Linked DNA regions of Mus musculus: region 2 is linked to region 1. The links are chromatin contacts, found by Hi-C or POLR2A ChIA-PET in ENCODE. All regions are on one chromosome and are shown on one strand. The core of a region is the stretch at or near the end of the contact, and the rest is flanking DNA. Distances in the headings are between cores, read along the strand shown.

Region 1 (4,840 bases), core at 1,038-3,537:
GCATAGCGGCAGTCCTTGTCTGGCAGCATCTTGACAAAAGTGGTGTAGGGGTCGTCCACAGTCTGCCCCACATCTCCTACCAGGATCTCCTTGCCCTCCTCCAGGATGATGTTCTTCTTGTCCTCACTCAGGCAAAAGAGCACCGCCTTCTTGCGTTTCTTCACTTCTTCTGGTGTTGAAGACTTGCGAACCTTCATGTCATTGAACACCTTGATGACACCATCAGAGACAGCCACACCAGAGGCCTGAGGGACAAATCAAAAATACGCCTTGTAAGGGAAAGGATTCTGGGGTATTCTTTGCAGTTACAGGAAACCTCAGTCAGAGTAACAAACACACTTCTCAGCCCCACACAGATTAGTAATGTCCCTGCAGACTTTTTTCCCTATCCAATTCATCATCTAAGAACTAGTTAGGACAAACCTCCTGCAAGGGAGAGATCCAATTATCTAGTTCAACATCCCCATAAATGTTAGAACAGTACTTATTAAAAAGAAGACCTTAGCCAAGAGTGGTAGAACACGCCTTTCTCTTAGTCTGAAACCAGTCTTAGATCTATAGAATGAGTTCCAGGACAGCAGGGGCAATGCAGAGAAATCCTGTCTCTTAAAAAAAAGCCAAAAAGAAAACAAAAACTTGCTGAGTTGTGAACACCAGATTCAAAGAACCCGAAAGATACTGATTAAAATGCCAGCATAGGATAGATACAAAACACCAAACTCCTGGGCCATAGTCTCATCTCCAGGAAAGAGAATCAGAACACCAGAAATTCACAGACACCAAGAGCTGCTCGGTAGTTTATTGCTCATTAGAAATGCAGTCATTGTATAAATGACACTCTTTCCTGCCGAGATCTCCCATACACAAGAATTACAACCCTTAATTAAGGCCCTGCTGGACAACTCCCTGTCATCCAAGAATGGTGAGTCCTTTAAAAAAAAAAAAAGACTGACAAATTAATAGGTCAAACTGTGATGCCCCAAATCGCCGAAAACTTTCTGCTTTGTACGGCCCTGGGGGACGACCCAATCAGAAATCTACAACCAACCCTCCCCACCACCACCATGGAACTGCAGAGGAAGCTAGCCACGTGATTCACCCGCTTCCGGAGTAGGCGGAGAAAGATTGGACTAGGTTCAGGGCCTCCCCAAGAGACACTCGTAGCCCAGAGGCAGCGAGGCGGCCGGACCTCAGATGTCTCAACGCCTAAGGCTCGCCTTTAGGAATAGGCGTAAACGCAGTCAGCTGGAGAGGTAGCTCTGGCCAGTCTCACTCCAAAAAACAGTTTCCCGTGCCCTCAGGCTAAGCATAAAAGCTGGTGGCTTCCGGGCGGTACCCGCCTCGGTCACTTCCCTAAACGCGGCTCCACCCTCGGCCCCATCCGGCAGAGCAGCAAAAGGCCTAGCTCGGCTAGAGCTGCAGCCGGGATGGCAGGGCCCAAGCATGTGCGCACGCGCTGTTCTAGCTCTAGCCCGAGGTACAGTGACTACAGAATGGAGTGTGTAATCGCTCTTTCTAGAAGTGGGGCGATAGCCTGTACAGGAACCCACTCCGTGACTCGTGTTGCAAGAAGGCTCCAGAACCAGCGTCTCAATCAGGTTCCCCGATGCCTCAGCATCTCCCAGAGCCACACCGCGGCCGCCCCCGCCCCGCCCTGACGGCGGAATCCCTGCCACCTGCTGTGGAGACCAACCTAGCCGCAGAGGGAGGATGATGCGGGGAAGGGAACAGCCCTTGGGTGGGGCGCGCGCCGACACCTCGCGCGCTTTTCCCTAGCGGCCCCGGGCCAGGGTTTGGATGCCGCGTGCTCTGGTCCAGCGCGCGCCATCGAGAACCAGCGAGCGTTGCCCGAGGCCCCGCACACTGGACCCCTCCCCCACGGCCAGTGGCCGCGCTGGCGCAAAGGCAGGATGGGGGAGGGGAGAGGAGCCAGGGGGCGCGCGAGCGACGTCCGAATCGGCCCTTCCCAGCGCCCGGAGGCGCGCACGCGCGGCCTGCCCTTCAATGAGACCCTTAATCTCGCTCGGGGTGCTGGGGGATGGGATACCAAGACCGCTTCTCTGCCGCCCCCACCCCGCCCGGCGCGCAAGCGACGGATCACGAACCCACTTCCCTCGGGCGCAGTGGCCTAATGCTCACCATGTTTCCGGAAACGAAAGGGAGACAGAAAGAGCAACTGAAGACCTGAGCCGCCGCAGCTGCTGCCGGGATCCGACTGAACGCGGCCTCTCCCGGCCCCTTCCGTTTAGTAGGAGCCGCACAATGAGGGGCGGGGCGGCCTTCCGGCGCTTGCCGCGCGGGCCGACGGGAAGTGAAGTCCGAGGATTTTGCACCGAAATAGAACTAGCTGCTACCGGGTTCCGCAGAGCTTGAGGCGCAGAGTAGGCGGAGGCCGAGAGGCGTGGGCTGTTGCACGGAGAGTGAGCCCATTGGTGCAATGGACCAAAAAACGCTCTGAGCCAGAGGCCCATCGTTTGATAAAAATGACCTGAATATAATTCTCTACTTTCTTTATCCCAGAAATTAAGTGGTTTTTTGTTCTTTATGGTTCCTGAAAAAAGATTTTGAATCATCAGCTTGGGATCCTCTCTCACAGAAAAGAGAATCGCCAAGTATAACGGTGTCTTCAAGCCAATAGAAATGCTCCCGTGGAGTAAAATTTCAACAAATAGGATTTTTTAAAAAACAGGAAATGCTAACATAAAAAGTTTGAGAGCTTTGGCGTTGTCTAAAGACGTTTGGCAAATTGTTAGATCAAACGTAATTCATGGGGGAAGGGTGAAGAGTTGTGCACTAAAAATTTCCTTATGGCCGGGCATGGTGGCGCACACCTTTAATCCCAGCACTCGGGAGGCAGAGGCAGGCGGATTTCTGAGTGCGAGGCAAGCCTGGTCTACAAAGTGAGTTCCAGGACAGCCAGGGCTACACAGAGAAACCCTGTCTTGAAAAATCAAAAAACAAAACAAAACAAAACAAAACAAAAAAAAAACTTCTTTATGTTTCTTTTACGATACAGGAAAAGGAATACTTCAATTTAATTCCAGAGTTGATAGGTTTATGATCATTTTAGCACAAAGACTGAAGAGAATCTATATGAAAGCAAAAGTTTAAAATAAACTGGGGTGGGAACTCCAGGAGAATTTCTCTGACCTGAAACAATGACCATGGCCTTAGAAAAAAAGGGCAAAGTCGCAAACAACTCAGAGGCAAAGGAAACCGGGGCCCTTGACCTCCCCAAGCTGAATAAAGGGTGTAAAAGAGGAGCTTCCCCAGGAGCGAGGCAGCACGCAGAGGATGCCGGGGGTTGTAGTCAGGGGATTGTAGTCAGACTGCACCCGTGGGCTACACTGCGGGAGCTCCAGGTGACTGCACCCGTGGGCTACACTGCTGGAGCTCCAGGTGGAGGCCGAAGCTTGACCCCCTTCTCTCCCAAGGGCCCCTCCTAAGGAGAAGGCTGGCTCCACCTTTTTCGAGACTAGCAGTTTCCCAGAGCAACGGGGGGAGGGGCCACGCAGTTACCCTGGAGACGCACTCCTTCCGCCCCTGGTCGCGGGATGCCCTAGATGTCCTTATTAGGGCATAAGCCTCCAGAGGGCGTGCCCAGTCCAAGCGCCAGCTGCAGGCTCCTTATAAGGCTGCTTGAGGAAAGAGGCGGGTGCACAAAAGCTAGACTGAGAAGAGGGTCTGCGAATTGGGCTCCCGACGACTTCCGGAGTGACAGCGTGACAGCTGAAGACCGTGCGTTGTTCCAAACACTGAAGGGACCTCTATGTTCTATTGAGCCCTGTGTCCCTCAGCTTGAGACATCCCTGCCCCAGCAAGGTTCCCACCTTCATCCTCCCTGAGGCTCCTTCACTTTTAATGAGCCACAGAAGCGAAGTGTCTAACTAGCATCCCCGGGATCCAACCATGTGCCCACATTCGAACTCTCCACCTTCTAGGATACACCTCTTATTCCTCCTTGAAAGGGAGGAATTAAATACACATCTTCGCCATTCACCTAGCCTGAGTCTTCTGTGCACAAATATCCCCGACTTGGCACATTTCGAGATCTTTCTGCTTCTGCCTTAGCTTTATTTCATTCCTTGTACCCCTTTAAGATGTCCCTCCCACAAATATTCTTGGACTTGTGTCCGTCCCTCTCCTCCACTTTTCTTAAGCCCTCTTTTTCCCAGCCTCTTCTACGATAGTGAGCCTGAAATAGCCTTATGAGACCTTGAAGCAAGCCAAGTTCAGGTTTCTGAGTGTACCCCCACACCGGCCCTCCCAGTCACAGGGGGCGCTGTCCTCCTTTTTAACAGTCAGTACACAAAAAAAAAGAGTCTGCTCTCGAATTTTTGGGTGAGAGGAAAGGGTGGGTCAAAGCTCCATGGCCTGGGTGGGGCCTGTCCAAAAGGCTGGTGCCGGCGGGCGAATGGGGGCGGTTCTAAGGAAAGGCCGTGCAAACCGAGCTAGCCTCTTACTGCATAGTACATGGCGAAAGGAGGTCATTCCATGAGCTGGTGCCCTGCTAGGTTGGAGAGACCCTACCCTCAAACAAGTGTTCTTATACCAACTGAATTGTCGCGATCCTAGTCTCAGGGGTTTTTTGAGACTCTGAAGGAGCCAGTCTAGTTCTTATGGCGGAGCCGGTCCGCCTGGGCCGGAAGCGTCCGCTGCCCGTTTGCCCCAACCCGCTCTTCGTTCGTTGGCTGACCGAGTGGCGGGACGAGGCAGCCAGCAGGGGGCGCCACACGCGTTTCGTGTTTCAAAAGGTGAGTCCCAGCTGTTTCTGGTGACAGTGCTCTGGCAGAGTCAGGTGATCCGTGAATCCTAGTTTGATAAGCTCTCTTCTCCCTTG
Region 2 (4,840 bases), core at 655-3,154, 78 kb before region 1:
GGCCCGGGGACCACCATCCAGGGCTGCCCTTTGCTGTAGCCCAGCCAGCACCTCCTGTAGGAACCACTGTGGGCCCTGAGTCTGGTCTTTCTCCTCTTCCTCATCGTCAGCACAGAGCAGACACAGCAAATGCAGGCGGGCCAGGAGAACCGTTGGGTCATGAAGGAGACTGGGCATGAGGCCCCGGCACAGCTGGGGCCCCAACAGCAGCGGGGCAGCCTCTTCCCCCTCTGGACCTAGTGGGCAATTCTCGGGGAAGCTCAGGATGCAATGCAGGTAAAAGAGGTGTGTGGGCGAGGGTAAAGCTGGGTGCTGGGCTCCCAAGGTGAGCCTGCGGAGGAGCAGAGCTTCATCCTGTGCAGTGAACAGGGCCTCGCCAAAGGCCGCCTTCAGAGACAGAACTGAGTGTAACAGTGTCAGCTGTGCCGTGCCCAGCAGCCGAACCAGCTGTGGCTTGAAAAGCACTGGTGGCTGTCCCCGAAGACCCCGGAGGGCCCAGCCCAACAGCCACAGAAGTTGAGCCTGAGCCACAGGAGTGAGCAGATAGGAAGTGTCCAGAAGCTGGGCCACGGCAGCCTTCAGCTCTCGGGCGTCCTCGGGGCTGGGCTCTAGAACCGGAAAGCCACGCTCCTCCTCCCCAGCTGTGGGCCAGCTGGGCCCCTGGGGCTTAAGATGGGCATCCCATTCCTCAGCCAGGGTCCAGTCCCAGGGACAACTCCCAGTGGAGAAGTCCTCAGCCACCAGCAGGCCTTGCAGGCCAGCCCCAGACCTGGACTGTACCACCAAGGTGTCGTGTAGAACAAGGGCCAGAAGCAGGCTGACAGGCTGGATGGGACCTGTTTGCCCTGGGAGGCTCCGCAGCATCCCCAGGGCGCCGGCCAGCAGCCCAGGCTTACAGCGCTCAAGTTCTCCAAGGCATTCACAGGCTGTGGCCTGTAGATGGCGCTGTTCTGAAGGGGTTCCAAAGCTTCGTCCCAAGTCTCGGCCTGAAGCTAAGCCAAGAAGTAAGGGCAGAAGCCGGCAGGAAGCTCCCGAAGTGGGTCCGAGAGCATCTCCTGACACCAGGGCTGTAGTGGCTGCCAACAACAGGAGCCTCCGGAGAGCTGAAGGTCTTGTGGGCAGGAGGACAAGCGTGTCCAACAGGGAAGTGGCAGCAGCCTCCGCGGCAGGTGCATCAGGCCAAAGTTTATCAGAGTACTCCAAGCTCAGTGTCAGTAAGGAAACCTGAGATGGGGGATTTAAGAGGAACTCGTTGAGTTCAGCATGCGGTAGTATGAAGCAACCATATGGACCACGGCAGGGCACACGGGCAGGACCTACCTTGGTCTGCTCGCTTAGCTTTTCACTCCTTAGGTCACTCAACAGGTCGCGACCCAAATCCTCACCTTCGGCACCTGCCAGAAAGGCGGATGGGCTGGCTCGGAAGGCCCCCAGGCGCTGGGCCCAGGCTTCTCGACCTAGGGGCCCCATGGTCAGTCATCCACTTCTCTGTAAAGGGAAGAGAGCATCAGACACCGAGGCGAGGACGACGCGCAGGCCTTTACGGCCACTAGAGGGCGCCCAGGTCCTCCACCTTCCCGAGGGGCTGCTGTTACCCTAGGGCCGTCTTGCAGACCCCTCCCCGCCCCCCAATGCCTAGGTCCCGAGATGAACTCTGGAGGCTTCGGAGATAATGCCGGAAGCAACAGCCCGGGCCCCTGCAGGATAGGACCCGCAGGATCGGGGTGGGGGTGCCCAGAAGGTGCGTGCGGAGAGCTCATTAAGCCTCCCGCCTACGAAGGGCATCGAAACCACAGCGTCGCTCGCGCCCCTGGCGCCCGTGGTAACGGGTCGGCCTCTCTCACCGCTTGAGTCAGCTGCCGCGGGCGCTCGGTCGGCTCCTTCCGGGCTGGCAGGCTGGCGGCGCGGGCCGGGGCGGGGCGCGGCGCTCGGCGCGTGGGCGGCCGGGACGGGGCGAGCCCGGGGGCGGGGCGTAACGGAGCCTCCGCCTGCCACGCCCGCCAGGCCGGCAGGTGCCGACTCGCCGGTTTCGCCAGGTCTGAGTAACTGTCTCGCCGTGCAGGCCCCCTGCCCCGAAACTGCCGCAGGCACGGGCAGGGGCGGGGTTTGGTGGGCCGGGCTCCCGGTCCGCTCCCCGATGGAACTGCGTTCCCAGGCCCTGGAGCAGAACAGCGGCTTGGGCAGATCGGGAAGGCGGCCAGCGCGTCCCCCAGTCCTCCCGCCCGGGCCCGGTGACTGCGCGCTTGGCCCGGCTGCTTGAATGCGGGTCTTCGGGCGGCCGCTGGGTGGCGCGCGAGGCGCAGTCCCAGGGCAGAGCAGGAAGAGCAAGGCGTGGGTCACTGCGGGACCGGTCGAACCGGCGCCGCAGGGCTTGGCTTGGCGTCCTCAACGCTGACCTGGCGTCGGGGGTGCTGGGGGGGACCACCTCGCTCTGCTTGGAGGCGAGGACCCGGGGCCAGGGTCGCAGCCGGATGGTAGCTGCTGACCTTTGCCCGAAGTCGCACGGATTGCCTACAGGGGTCGGGCGCGCTAGAGTAGAGCGAGCAGGGCGGGACCTTAAGACGCAGCGAAGCCGAAACACAACGGGATCCTGACTCTAGGTGTGCGTGTTGGCGGGGCCTGGAGGGTCACTCAGCTCGTAACACACCTAATATGAACCGAGAAACCAAGGCTTGAGAAGACAACGGCCGGGCTGCCAGACTTCTGGCCAAGTAGTACACACGCTACCTACTAGAGTCCAGAGGACTGTATCTGGGCTTGTTGGCGAGTCCCAGGCTGTGGGTGCTCACTGGCCCGCTAGTTTCAGGGGCTCAGACCTTCTGTCGTCCAAATCTCATACTCACCGTCCTATAAAGCCTCCTGCTAGCCACTTTGAAGATGAAACACCTGAGCCCCCATTGCTAGCCTCTGGCTATTTCTTTGTCTTTGTCCCTTTGGGTGGCCCAAGTTCCTTCCTAGCCCCTTATCCTGACCTGGCTGCAGATGAGAGTGGTGAGGTAGGGTCCTAAAAAGAAGACTGCCTGGGCCCCCAGAACAAGGGTAGAAGAAGAGAGAATGGAGACATGGGGGCGTTGGGGGAGGCACGGGGAGCTAGAAGACCTGGTCTCTGCTCTTCTGGGCTCTGGCTCCACAGCTGACTCACAGGCGACAGCTCTAAACCACTTCCCTCTAGGTGCCTCAGTTTCCCCATCTATAAATTGGGAGTGATGACTCCTGTTTAAGAAGCTTTGGGGTGGGGCGCCCGGCTAATTAGGCCCAAGATGAAAGAGGCCAGGGTGAGAGCAGCCCTGGGCTGGGAAGGCAGGTTGGAGTAGGAGCCTGTCTGGTTGCCCTGTCTGAGGCCCAGAGGGCGCTGATAACTGCAGGTCTGGTGTCCCAGCTCTCGGTAGCCAGAAAGGATTATTAAACCCTGTTACAGTTGAGGGGAGGGGCTTCCAGGGGTCAGGGAGTCCAACTCTGGCTGTGTCCCAAGCTTCTGATGCTGTAGCCTCTGCCAGCCTCCAGCCTCCCTGGGCTTTGGTTCTTTGAGGTGGCATGTGTGGTTTCCAGAACTGTGTGTGATAGATGGATGTGTCTTCCTGAACTCACTAGGGCTCGTAGCCAACCCTGGGTGCTAAGGGTGGGTATCTGTCTCCCATGGGCTTTCAGGAGCCCAGAGAAGGTAGAGTCACTTGTACAAAACTCCAGGGCCTCTGTAAGGAGGACTGGGCTTCTGCTACATGCTCCGTCTGCTGCCCTCGCGCTCCTGATGTCCAAGTTCATGAATGGGCCCTGTTCTCATCTGCCTGCCCAAGTATCCTCTTAGGAGAGGCAATGTTTGCTTTGTCCTGGCAACAGACGGGGCAGACAAGAGGTGCCTTCAGCTCCTCATGAGGCCCTCTTGAGAGAGTGACCTGTTTGCCCTCACCTAGTTCCTCCTCTTCTGCATTTCCACTCCTCTCCATGCAGCTCAATTCTTGGGAAACCCTAGACATTAGGCTGAAAAGAGGAAAAGTTAATCCCCAGGCCTTGACTTTCTTATCTGTGAAATGGGGCCACAACAACCCCATCCAACCCCATGGCACTGGATCCTATGGATACAGGGATGCTTCGTAAATGGAGTCCACGGTACCAGGGCAAAGGTTGGGGAGTGGAAGGCTGCTGCCCGTGTACAGTTTTCCTTTGCAGTGATGAAAACTGTGCTGGCTAGTTTTATGTCAACTTGACATGAGCTTGAGTTAGGAGCCTCAGGTGAGAAAATGCCCCCATAAGGTCTGGCTATAAGTCATTTTCTTAATTAATAGCTGATGGTGGAGGGGCGAGCCCACTGTGGGTGGTACCACTCCTGGGCTCTAGAAGAAAGCAGGCAGAGCAAGCCATTAGGAGCAAGCCAGTAAGCAGCACCACTCCATCACCTCTGCATCAGCTCCTGCCTCCAGGTTCCTGCTCTGACTTCTTTCAGTGATGTGGAAGTGTAGACCAAATAAATCCTCAACTTCATTTTCCGTCGTGGTGTTCCACCCTAGCAATAGTAAGACAAAAATATTCTGGACTTAGGGGTGATGGTTGTATAATACCCTGAAGACTAAAACCCCCTGAACTATACATTTTGTGAGGATGTATGTTGCAGTACTATTAAAAATGGTATTGCGGGCCAGTGGAGGTACATGCCTTTAATCCCAGCACTTGGGAGGCAGAGGCAGGCGGATTTCTGAGTTCAAGGCCAGCCTGGTCTACAAAGTGAGTACCAGGACAGCCAGGGCTACACAGAGAAACCCTGTCTCAAAGAAAAAAAATGGTATTGGTTGGGCCAGCCATGGTGGCACACACCTTTAATTGCAGCACTCAGGATGCTGAGGTG

The links. A loop is a pair of places that touch in the nucleus more often than their neighbours do. ChIA-PET counts read pairs that join two places held with the same protein, here RNA polymerase II (POLR2A).
Region 2: POLR2A ChIA-PET joins it to region 1 with 125 read pairs in Patski. The contact joins the promoter of Ap5b1 here to the promoter of Cfl1 in region 1. A Hi-C loop is called at or near these places in 1 of 37 maps with a recorded cell type or tissue (v-Abl transformed pro-B cells). POLR2A ChIA-PET finds 5 or more read pairs at or near these places in 4 of 5 experiments (Patski and embryonic stem cell).

The regions. Positions count from the first base shown.
Region 1 is chr19:5,487,902-5,492,741 of GRCm38, reverse strand. It overlaps Cfl1 (cofilin 1, non-muscle), which reads right to left and starts at 2,287. Exons shown (of 4, transcript NM_007687.5): 1 at 2,140-2,287; 2 at 1-245. The coding sequence starts at 2,142. Mus81 (MUS81 structure-specific endonuclease subunit) reads left to right here and starts at 4,363. Exons shown (of 16, transcript NM_027877.4): 1 at 4,363-4,754. The coding sequence starts at 4,620.
Region 2 is chr19:5,565,088-5,569,927 of GRCm38, reverse strand. It overlaps Ap5b1 (adaptor-related protein complex 5, beta 1 subunit), which reads right to left and starts at 1,904. Exons shown (of 3, transcript NM_001362046.1): 1 at 1,845-1,904; 2 at 1,321-1,488; 3 at 1-1,224. The coding sequence starts at 1,470.